3 separate regions of the Homo sapiens genome follow, and regions 1 and 3 are each linked to region 2. Evidence: chromatin contacts called from ENCODE Hi-C or POLR2A ChIA-PET data. All regions are on one chromosome and are shown on one strand. Each heading gives the region's core, a stretch centred on a gene start or an enhancer-like site at or near the end of the contact. The rest is flanking DNA. Distances are from core to core; before and after follow the strand shown. Region 1 has its middle 51 kb from the start of SPP2. Region 2 has its middle 18 kb from the start of SPP2. Region 3 has its middle 86 kb from the start of SPP2.

Region 1 (2,700 bases), core at 182-2,681, 70 kb after region 2:
TAAGACCTCAGTCCTCTGAAATGTTGGGACTGTAGGTGAAAGCAAAAACAACAACAGCACAGCTGACATTTCACATAAAATTGTGTGCCCAATGCTTGCATTTACATACTCAATTACTTTCCTAGAACATGCATGTTAAGACATATATCTACCATTTTACATATATATTGAGCCTGCACTATATGCCGGGGACTATGCTTGTCACTGGAGATATGGCAGATAACAAGACAAGCTTTGTGGTTAAGATTTAAAGGGATAAATAATTAAATCCCTTGTCCTCAGAGTGCTAAATTGTGTCACACAGAAACATAAGTATCAAGTATGAATAAAAACTGCTTTGTGACTGATGGATTAGAAACTACAGTGCGATTCAAAGTCCAAAATTGACTTCCTACTTCTCCATGGATGTATAGTGGAGACCCCGTGAATGCTTCTGCCCATGGTAAAGTGGTGGGGAAAACCTTTGTGGTCTGTAGGTTGGGGGAGAGTGATGAGAGATGGAGAGACAGAGACAGAGGGACAGGCAGACAGAAAGAGAAAGGGACAGAGACAGAAAGAGACAGAGGGAAAGAGGGAGACAGAAGAAGAGAGAAAGGCAGACACACACACACACACACACACACACACACACACACACACACACACAGAGTCTTGTTCAAAGTCTCTTCCCTTTTATCCTCCAGGGAGCAGGGATGGTGGGCATGGCCAACATGGGGGACTGTTAGCAATCCTGCTCCTGGTTAACACCTCATCAGAGATGTGGCTCTCTGTGGGATATTTTTGAGGAGAGGGCCTTCTGCTTGGTTCGCCTACAGGGCCACTGGCTAGCCGGCTCTGGGGCAAAGAGCGTGGGCCAGGGAGATTGAGAGTTGAAAGTGATTTTGCTATTTCAGGGTCTTTTGACTTCAGGTGTGTTACTTATCTTCACTGAACCTCAGTTTGCCTACCTGTAGGATGGGATGTTTCTACCTACCGTAGTGGGTTGGGAGGATTAAGAATGAACACACGCCAACCATGACATGTGTGATATGTAGCAGGTGTTCAGCGAATGTTGGCTTCCTCTTCTCCCCCTTCAAGGCTGGTTTTTCCATCCCCTTTCCATTCTTATTGTTTCCTTCTAATATTCCTTCCATTCTGAGAAAGAGTAAGCTCAAATTTCTTCAGAAGTTTTGCAAAGGTTTGGTGGAGGTAGGGGAAAGAGTAAGAGGTTCTTTTGGCACCAAGTTTATTGCACTTTGGAGTTTTCCATGACTTGTGAAGGGATGGGGTGAGAAGAGAGAATGGGACCATAGACTTGGAGGTATCAGTGTCAGGAAGTCACACAGAGGTTGGAAGGTGGAGGCAGGAGTGCCCAATGCCCTACACAGGTCGTTGTCATCCTGCAGACTCCAGGAGGGAGAAGCAGGTCAGGTGAGTTCTGTGCACACCAAACCACGGGACTACAGAGACTCCTTTGTATTAAAGAGAGTATTGCAGGTGGTTGCTTCCTGTCAGCCACCTCTGATGTGAAATGGCTGAGTTACTAGGAGAGACCTTGTGTACAGTCAGGCATACATTTCAATTACAGTTCAGCTACTTTTTAGCTGGATTTCTCTGAGCAAAAAATTTGACTTCTCTGAGCCTTTATTACCTCATAGCGTTTTTGAGAAAATCACATGGGAGAATTTCTAAAAATGTGCTCCATAAATAGCGCTATTTTGATTTTGGTGTCTACGCAACCCCAGCATCAGCTCTCCCTGTTGCTGTCCAGAGTTACCTTCCTCCACTTTAAGTTAATCCCACCTGCAGGGGACCTTGGCCATTTATATGGCTTTATACCATAAGTGTACTTTATAGTACACATTCATAGTATAGGGCTGGGGAGGTATTATTCAAGCTACCAAAATATAAGTAAGAAACAAGAGTCTCATTGCCCTTTCTGGGAAAAGGATGGGCAGCAAATACTTTCCAAGGTCTCCTCTGCCTCTCTCAGATAGGGCCTGGGCCACTGCTTCCTCTCTTGCTGGTTTCCTCCTGGAGCTCTGGTGGAAAAAAGGCTACCCTTCACTTTCCTGCCTCTTCCCTGAATTTTCCCAATAAACCAGTAACTTCAGAATCTCTCTCTCTCTCTCTCTCTCTCTCTCTCTCTCTCTCTCTCTCTCTCTATCCATTCATCTATCCATCTTCCTACCTATCAGGGTTTGGCAAACTCTTCTGAATAGCAGGAAGGAATTACAGTGTAGAAAGAAAAAAAAATCAGTCAAGTGTAACTGTTCTCATAGTTCCAGGGAAAAGAATAATAAATGAACTAACTCATTCACAGACAAAATGCACCAATCCTGGCTTTACCCCTGGTTTTGAGGATAGCCTTCCTATCCTCATTCCATCCACACTTCCCTCTTAAATCAATAAAAGGCAAAATCCTAAACTTCTGTTTGGAAATGTGGAAAGGAATATGCAGGGAAGCAACATGATCGTCCCTAAAGCCAGTCTGGAACCAAGTGACTGACAGAGGCCCACATAGGCACATGATGTGTGTAGAAATCAGTCTAGGTGTATGTCCAGGTGTGTTCAAAGACTGAATGGAGACCTCCTCTGCAACTGCTGATCTCTCTTGACTAAGGAAATTGGAAACCTAAACCTAAAACAAAACAAAAAACTCACACATAAACCTGTGTCATGAGTAACTTCACTGGACACCAGGAAAAAGTCTTTTAGGCT
Region 2 (2,700 bases), core at 119-2,618:
CATATTCCTGTCTGCAAAAAGGGAGTCACATTTGGTTTCTCCTGCTGGGTTACCGTGGGGATGTGAGTGCTCAGCATAGTCCTTAGCCCATGAAAACTATCCAAGTGGTTGCATCAAAATTGGGGAATACTTTGGAAATTATTCATCTCATTTCTTTTTTGTCTCTTTGAGAACATGACATCACCTCTAGTTGGCCCAGGACCTCCATCTGCCTGAGGGTGGGAGAATGGAGCAGAGATTAGAAGTGTCTCAAAGTCACACAGGGAGGCCAACATAATTTTCAGTTTCTAACGTGCAAAATAGGATTAGGCAGCAGGAGGTTAGCTTTGAAATACAGAATATTCTCTTGAGGTGAAATTACAAGTTTTTTTATTTCCCTGTCTTGAGTATTCTCCCACCAACACCTTCGTGACAGTCTTCAGAAGAAAGATAAAGGCAATTGAGTGCATCTGATGAGAAGAAGCAAGGCAGTCATCATTATTTACATCTACGTGAGACAAATAAAAAGAGTTTAATGATTTCAGTCACTAAGGGCTAGGGGCCTCATTCAGAAGACAGTGGTTTTTGACCCCAAGACCTGCCCTTGTCACTATATTTTTCAATAGCACATGTTTGGAAAATGACTGCTTTAAAAATGTATATATCCTCCCAGGTTGAAAATAACTTCATGCTTCTTAGTAATTTTGGAGAGGTACAAAGCAATCCCAATAATTTGAAAGCATCACAGACTCTTTTAGAGAAGTTTTTGGAGTGCTTTCAATGGTTGAGCCCATAAACATGTCCACTGATTTACATTTTAAAAATGAAAGAGTGTTGTATTAAAATATTTGGATTCTGGTCACATAGTAAGGCTATTGTGCTTCCAGGGGTTAGCACAGGATCAGACTTGGTTACTGGAAGTATCAAAATTTGCAAATTATCCTTCAAATGAAAATTATTCAGTTCTTCAGGTTTTTTGCTTATGACTGGTGCATGTTTGCTGGTTGTGAAAGTGGAAACAGATACAGGATTTGCTCCCAGTCTGAGCATCTGGAGTTGAGTGGCAGGGAAGCTAATAAGGCATCTCACTGCATTCTTCCCTTTTCTTCCTGGATGGATGACATGTGTTAATGTTCATGTAAATCCTTGCCCCACTTCACTCTAAGAGCTGAAGCAACCACTTAAAAGTCTTTTGTCTGTTTGTTTTTCTTTTTTCTTTTCCTATTTCTAAGTAATAGACTCATACTGCTAGTTTTGATTGTTTAGCATTTGTGACTTCCTATGGTGAAAGAATAAAGACTTAGTCATTTCATGCCCTGTTCCCAACCCCACCTTCATCCTCCCAAGAGAGTCATATTATAGTTTTTGTTATTGTTCAGTGTTTGTATTATCATGACCAGAAGTATTTTTCACAGCAATACCGCATTTCCTTTTGTGGTTGTCATTAGTGCTCACTGACAGATATTTTGTTCTTAACTTTTAAGGTACATAGCAGGACTTGCTTTCCTGCTCCCTTTGAATTAGGTAAAGTCATGTGACTAGGTCTAGCCAATGAGCTCCAGGCCAGAGCATGTAATTACTGGTGTGAAACTTACCAGAGCTCTCTTTCTGTCTGGTATTGCTAACTACCAATATTCAAGAAATTTATGAGTGATGCTAGCATAATGGTGGATTGGAAGATCCAGACCCTCCTTTTACCCATGCACACACTGATTTAATAATAATACATGGGGCAACTTCCTTTCTGAGAAGCCCAGAAACAAATAACAAGAAGTTCCTGCATCTGAGATGGGCATGAGACCAGCTGCATAAAAGTCAGTAGGAACATTCAGGGCACTTTTCTTGGCCTTGTTCTTCCCTTCAGTACAGCACAAAACAAATGGGTAAAAAAACCCAAAACTCCTGGCTTCTTCCTTAGGAGGTAAGGAATTGAAGCGTGTGTCTAAAGGTCCAGCTTTCTGAGTGGCTGCCTGAGGGACTGGTTTCTGTTTGCCTGAATGTAAGCACTGGCAGGAAGAAGCACGAGGCTGGTAGGGACACTGAAAATAAAGGCAACAGTTTGGACTAGTATATACTCATTTACAATAGCCCCTCCTCCTGGCTCAGCAGAGAATGAGTGGGTGAAAACTCTCAAATGGTAATTTCTCCCTGGGGAAAGAAATTGTTGGAGCACGGCATTTTGCAGAGCTGCCTGAAGTACTGATTTCTGTCTCATCCAATTCAGGGTGCTGATGGGACCTAACATACTCTAGATTCCTGGTGACTACTGAAAAAAAAAAAAGCTGGAGCACATGCTGCTGCTACAGAAGACCCAGAGTACAGCAGGTAGACACCAGAGGAAGTAAGAGATTATGAGCATATGAAGATAGAAACAAGCAAATTCTTCTAATTAGAAATTTACACACACTCGCCAAGAGAAAATACATCCATAGAAAATTTGAGAGACCTCCAGATTTTCTACCTGTGCTAATTGGCGAAGGTCTTTCCCTGCATGAAGCCAGTCTGTGAATAATGGGAAAGGTGCCTGTTCCTTTGGATTTGCAGATATCAACTCCAAGCTACAGAAACATAAAGAAACTGGAAAATATAGCCTAATCAAAGAAACAGAATAAATCTACAGAAATTGGCCCTAAATAAGTGTAGGTATACAAAACACCAAACAAAGAATTCAAAATAACCATCATAATAATATTCAGTGAGCTCAAGAAAACAGTGTTTGAA
Region 3 (2,700 bases), core at 167-2,666, 100 kb after region 2:
GCCTGGCCTGCAGAGTCAGATGTGAGCATCTGGGAGGCAGCCTGGCCATCAGTTTAAAGGTTCCTGGGTGATCCCTGGTGATTGCTGGGTGCAGTGGGGACTGAGGACGTGGGTCTCATTCTCCTCACGTCCCATCCAGTTGACTGTAGCTTTCTCTTAGCTGGCCTTGCCTCAGCCTGGTGAGAGCAAAGTCTGTGCATTTTTTGTTACCTTTCTATTCCCGGATCTTAGCTGAAATGCAGGCGCTGCTTAATTGACAGAAAGAAATGAAAAGGAATTGAATGCTTAGAAACAGTGATCGCATATCAGCCAAGTATACAACAAGAGTCAGGCCTCCCCCACTTTGACACTTTCTCCTCTCTATTGCTATTCATTTTGGGGACCTTTGGGGTAAAACTGCATGTTAAAATGTAAGGAATAAGACTCCAGCTGAGGAATAGGATTTTCACACCTAGAGTTTTTAAAAAATGCAACAGAGTCCGGTATCAAACTCTAAACAGAAACTGGATCGGGGATTCTTTAGAAGGGATTCCTAAAATGGGTGGCCCCAAGCCTAAACGACTTCAGTGGAATCTTCCAGTCTTGCATTCACCGTTACCAGCTGTTTGTAATGGGAGAGATTCAGTGACTCTTATCGGGCACTAGATGGCGATCAGGCATCAATAAGGCCCAACAACCGCCTCGGACCTGGGACCTGGGATTGGCTCCTCCAACCCTGGCCGCCACCCTGGGAAGTGGCCATTGTCATCTTGATTGTCTGTGGGAGACCAGTGAGGCTGGCGGTGGGGATTAGAACTTCACCCAAGGATCACACCCTCCTTCAACCCTTCCTGTGCAGCAGGTTTTACATTCATGTGCAGTGACCGCAGCCGAGGATGTGGGGCACAGCCCGTGAGAGAGACCAGGAGGTCAGCAGTGGTGGGAGTGTTGTGTGCAGTGCAGCCAGGGACCACGGAACGGGTCTCTGTGGCCGCTGGACCCTGCCCCACGGGCCTCAGGGAGGAAGAGCTCTTGAAGGCCGAGAAGGGGCTGTGCTCTAAGCCTGCTGCCCAGGCCTACCCTGCAGCCCCCAGGATGGTTTTCAGGATGCCTCTAATAACACCCATGTCACTCTTACCACTGGCCAAGCACCATTTTGAGCACTTTCCACAGATCAATGTATTTAATCCTCACACAAGCACAATGGGCTGGGTACTACCATCATTGTCATTCTATAGATGAGGAAACTGAGGCACAAGGAAATTACAAAGTTTGTTCAAAGTCATTTGTAGACCAAAAAAGAAAAGAAAGAAAAATTCTGAGCCCTTCAACCATCTAAATGGACCCCTCCTCTCTGCAAGGACATTCCAAAGCTAACCTGAAAAACTAGTTCAGGCCATGATGGGAGGCAGGGGTCAGAGGTCAGACATGCCTCATTATGCCCTCCTCCCTTTTGGAATTACTGATAGAACATTTACAGTGTATTCTCTCTGAAGCCTGCCACCTGGAGGTTTCACATGCATGATTAAATCTTGGTCTTCACAACCCTTTATCTTAACCCAGACATTCCTAAGTCCTCTGACAATAACTTAACTCTTTCAACCAATTGCCAGTCAGAAAATCTTTGAATCTGCTGATGATCTGGAATCCTCCTCCACTCCAAGCCCTGCAGCTTCCAGTTGACCCACCTTTCCGGACAGAACCAATGTTCATCTTACATGAATTTGATTGATGCCTATGTCTACCTAAAATGTATAAAACTAAACTGTCCCTGATCACGTTGGGCACATGTTCTCAGGATCTCCTGAGGGCTGTGTCATGGGCCATTGGTCACTCATATTTGGCTCAGAATAAATCTCTTCAAAGATTTTACAGAACTTGACTCTTTTCATCAACACATTCAACAAGTAGGTGACAGAGATGGGATTATGCTATTTTTTGAGACAGTTTCACTCTGCCACCTAGGCCGGAGTGCAGTGGCGCAATCTCGGCTCACTGCAACCCCACCTCCAGGGTTCAAACAATTCTCCTGTCTCAGCCTCCCAAGTAGCTGGGATTACAGGTGCACGCCACAAAGCCCGGCTAATTTTTGTTTTTTTTAGTAGAGATGGATTTTCCCCATGTTGGCCAGGCTGGTCTTGAACTCCTGATCTCAGGTGATCCGCCTGCCTCAGCCTCCCAAAGTGCTGAGATTACAGGCGTGAGCCACCGTGCCCAGCTGAAAAATGTTTTAGATAAATTTTGTTCAATTGAAAAAAAAAAAAACAAAAAAAACAACTTATTACCTCTTCAGACCTCCTTGAGATGAAGCAACTGACTCCCTCTCACAGGAAATTTCTATGACAGTCAACAAAAGCTGTCAAATTGCCTGCCTTTGTTCTTTGAGAAATTAGAACAGCCTCCAATGCCTGCAGGTTACATTTCCAACCAGTGACTCATTTCATTGAGATGGGTTCTTTTTCCTGCAACGATAGCAAGTTTGTTATACTAGTTGGGTCTTGGTGAGAACACTGACTAGGAACCAAAAAGAATTCCACAGCCCAGGACAATTAGGTCAAGCCATGAAAGCCCTTTAATTCTGGTAAAACCCCCTCAAAGGGGCATGTGAACGTAAGTCTTCACAGCCCTCTGGCGCCAGCACAATGGCAAAATCACTCCACCCAGAAGCACTTGGCCCCCAGCTGGGACGTTCTGGGTTCAGCCTGGCTCCTTGTCCCAAAG

What was found. A loop is a pair of places that touch in the nucleus more often than their neighbours do. ChIA-PET counts read pairs that join two places held with the same protein, here RNA polymerase II (POLR2A). Pooled maps may share reads with other maps.
Region 1: a loop to region 2 is called in a map of CD4-positive, alpha-beta memory T cell, with 12 times the contacts of the local background. The contact joins two enhancer-like sites. A Hi-C loop is called at or near these places in 3 of 168 maps with a recorded cell type or tissue (CD4-positive, alpha-beta memory T cell, PC-3 and naive thymus-derived CD4-positive, alpha-beta T cell) and 6 of 50 pooled maps. POLR2A ChIA-PET finds 5 or more read pairs at or near these places in 2 of 52 experiments (CD4-positive, alpha-beta memory T cell and activated CD4-positive, alpha-beta T cell).
Region 3: a pooled map shows a loop between it and region 2 (2.6-fold over the local background). The contact joins two enhancer-like sites. A Hi-C loop is called at or near these places in 3 of 50 pooled maps. POLR2A ChIA-PET finds 5 or more read pairs at or near these places in 5 of 52 experiments (CD4-positive, alpha-beta memory T cell, CD8-positive, alpha-beta memory T cell, PC-3 and 2 more).

The regions. Positions count from the first base shown.
Region 1 is chr2:234,100,845-234,103,544 of GRCh38, forward strand. No RefSeq gene overlaps it. Among named protein-coding and RNA genes, the nearest start is that of SPP2, 51 kb to the left of the region's middle. Within about 2 kb of position 1,432, at least 2 of the 41 ENCODE cell types and tissues checked have a DNase peak (open chromatin) inside an H3K27ac peak, as active enhancers do.
Region 2 is chr2:234,031,268-234,033,967 of GRCh38, forward strand. No RefSeq gene overlaps it. Among named protein-coding and RNA genes, the nearest start is that of SPP2, 18 kb to the right of the region's middle. Within about 2 kb of position 1,369, at least 2 of the 41 ENCODE cell types and tissues checked have a DNase peak (open chromatin) inside an H3K27ac peak, as active enhancers do.
Region 3 is chr2:234,135,200-234,137,899 of GRCh38, forward strand. No RefSeq gene overlaps it. Among named protein-coding and RNA genes, the nearest start is that of SPP2, 86 kb to the left of the region's middle. Within about 2 kb of position 1,417, at least 8 of the 41 ENCODE cell types and tissues checked have a DNase peak (open chromatin) inside an H3K27ac peak, as active enhancers do.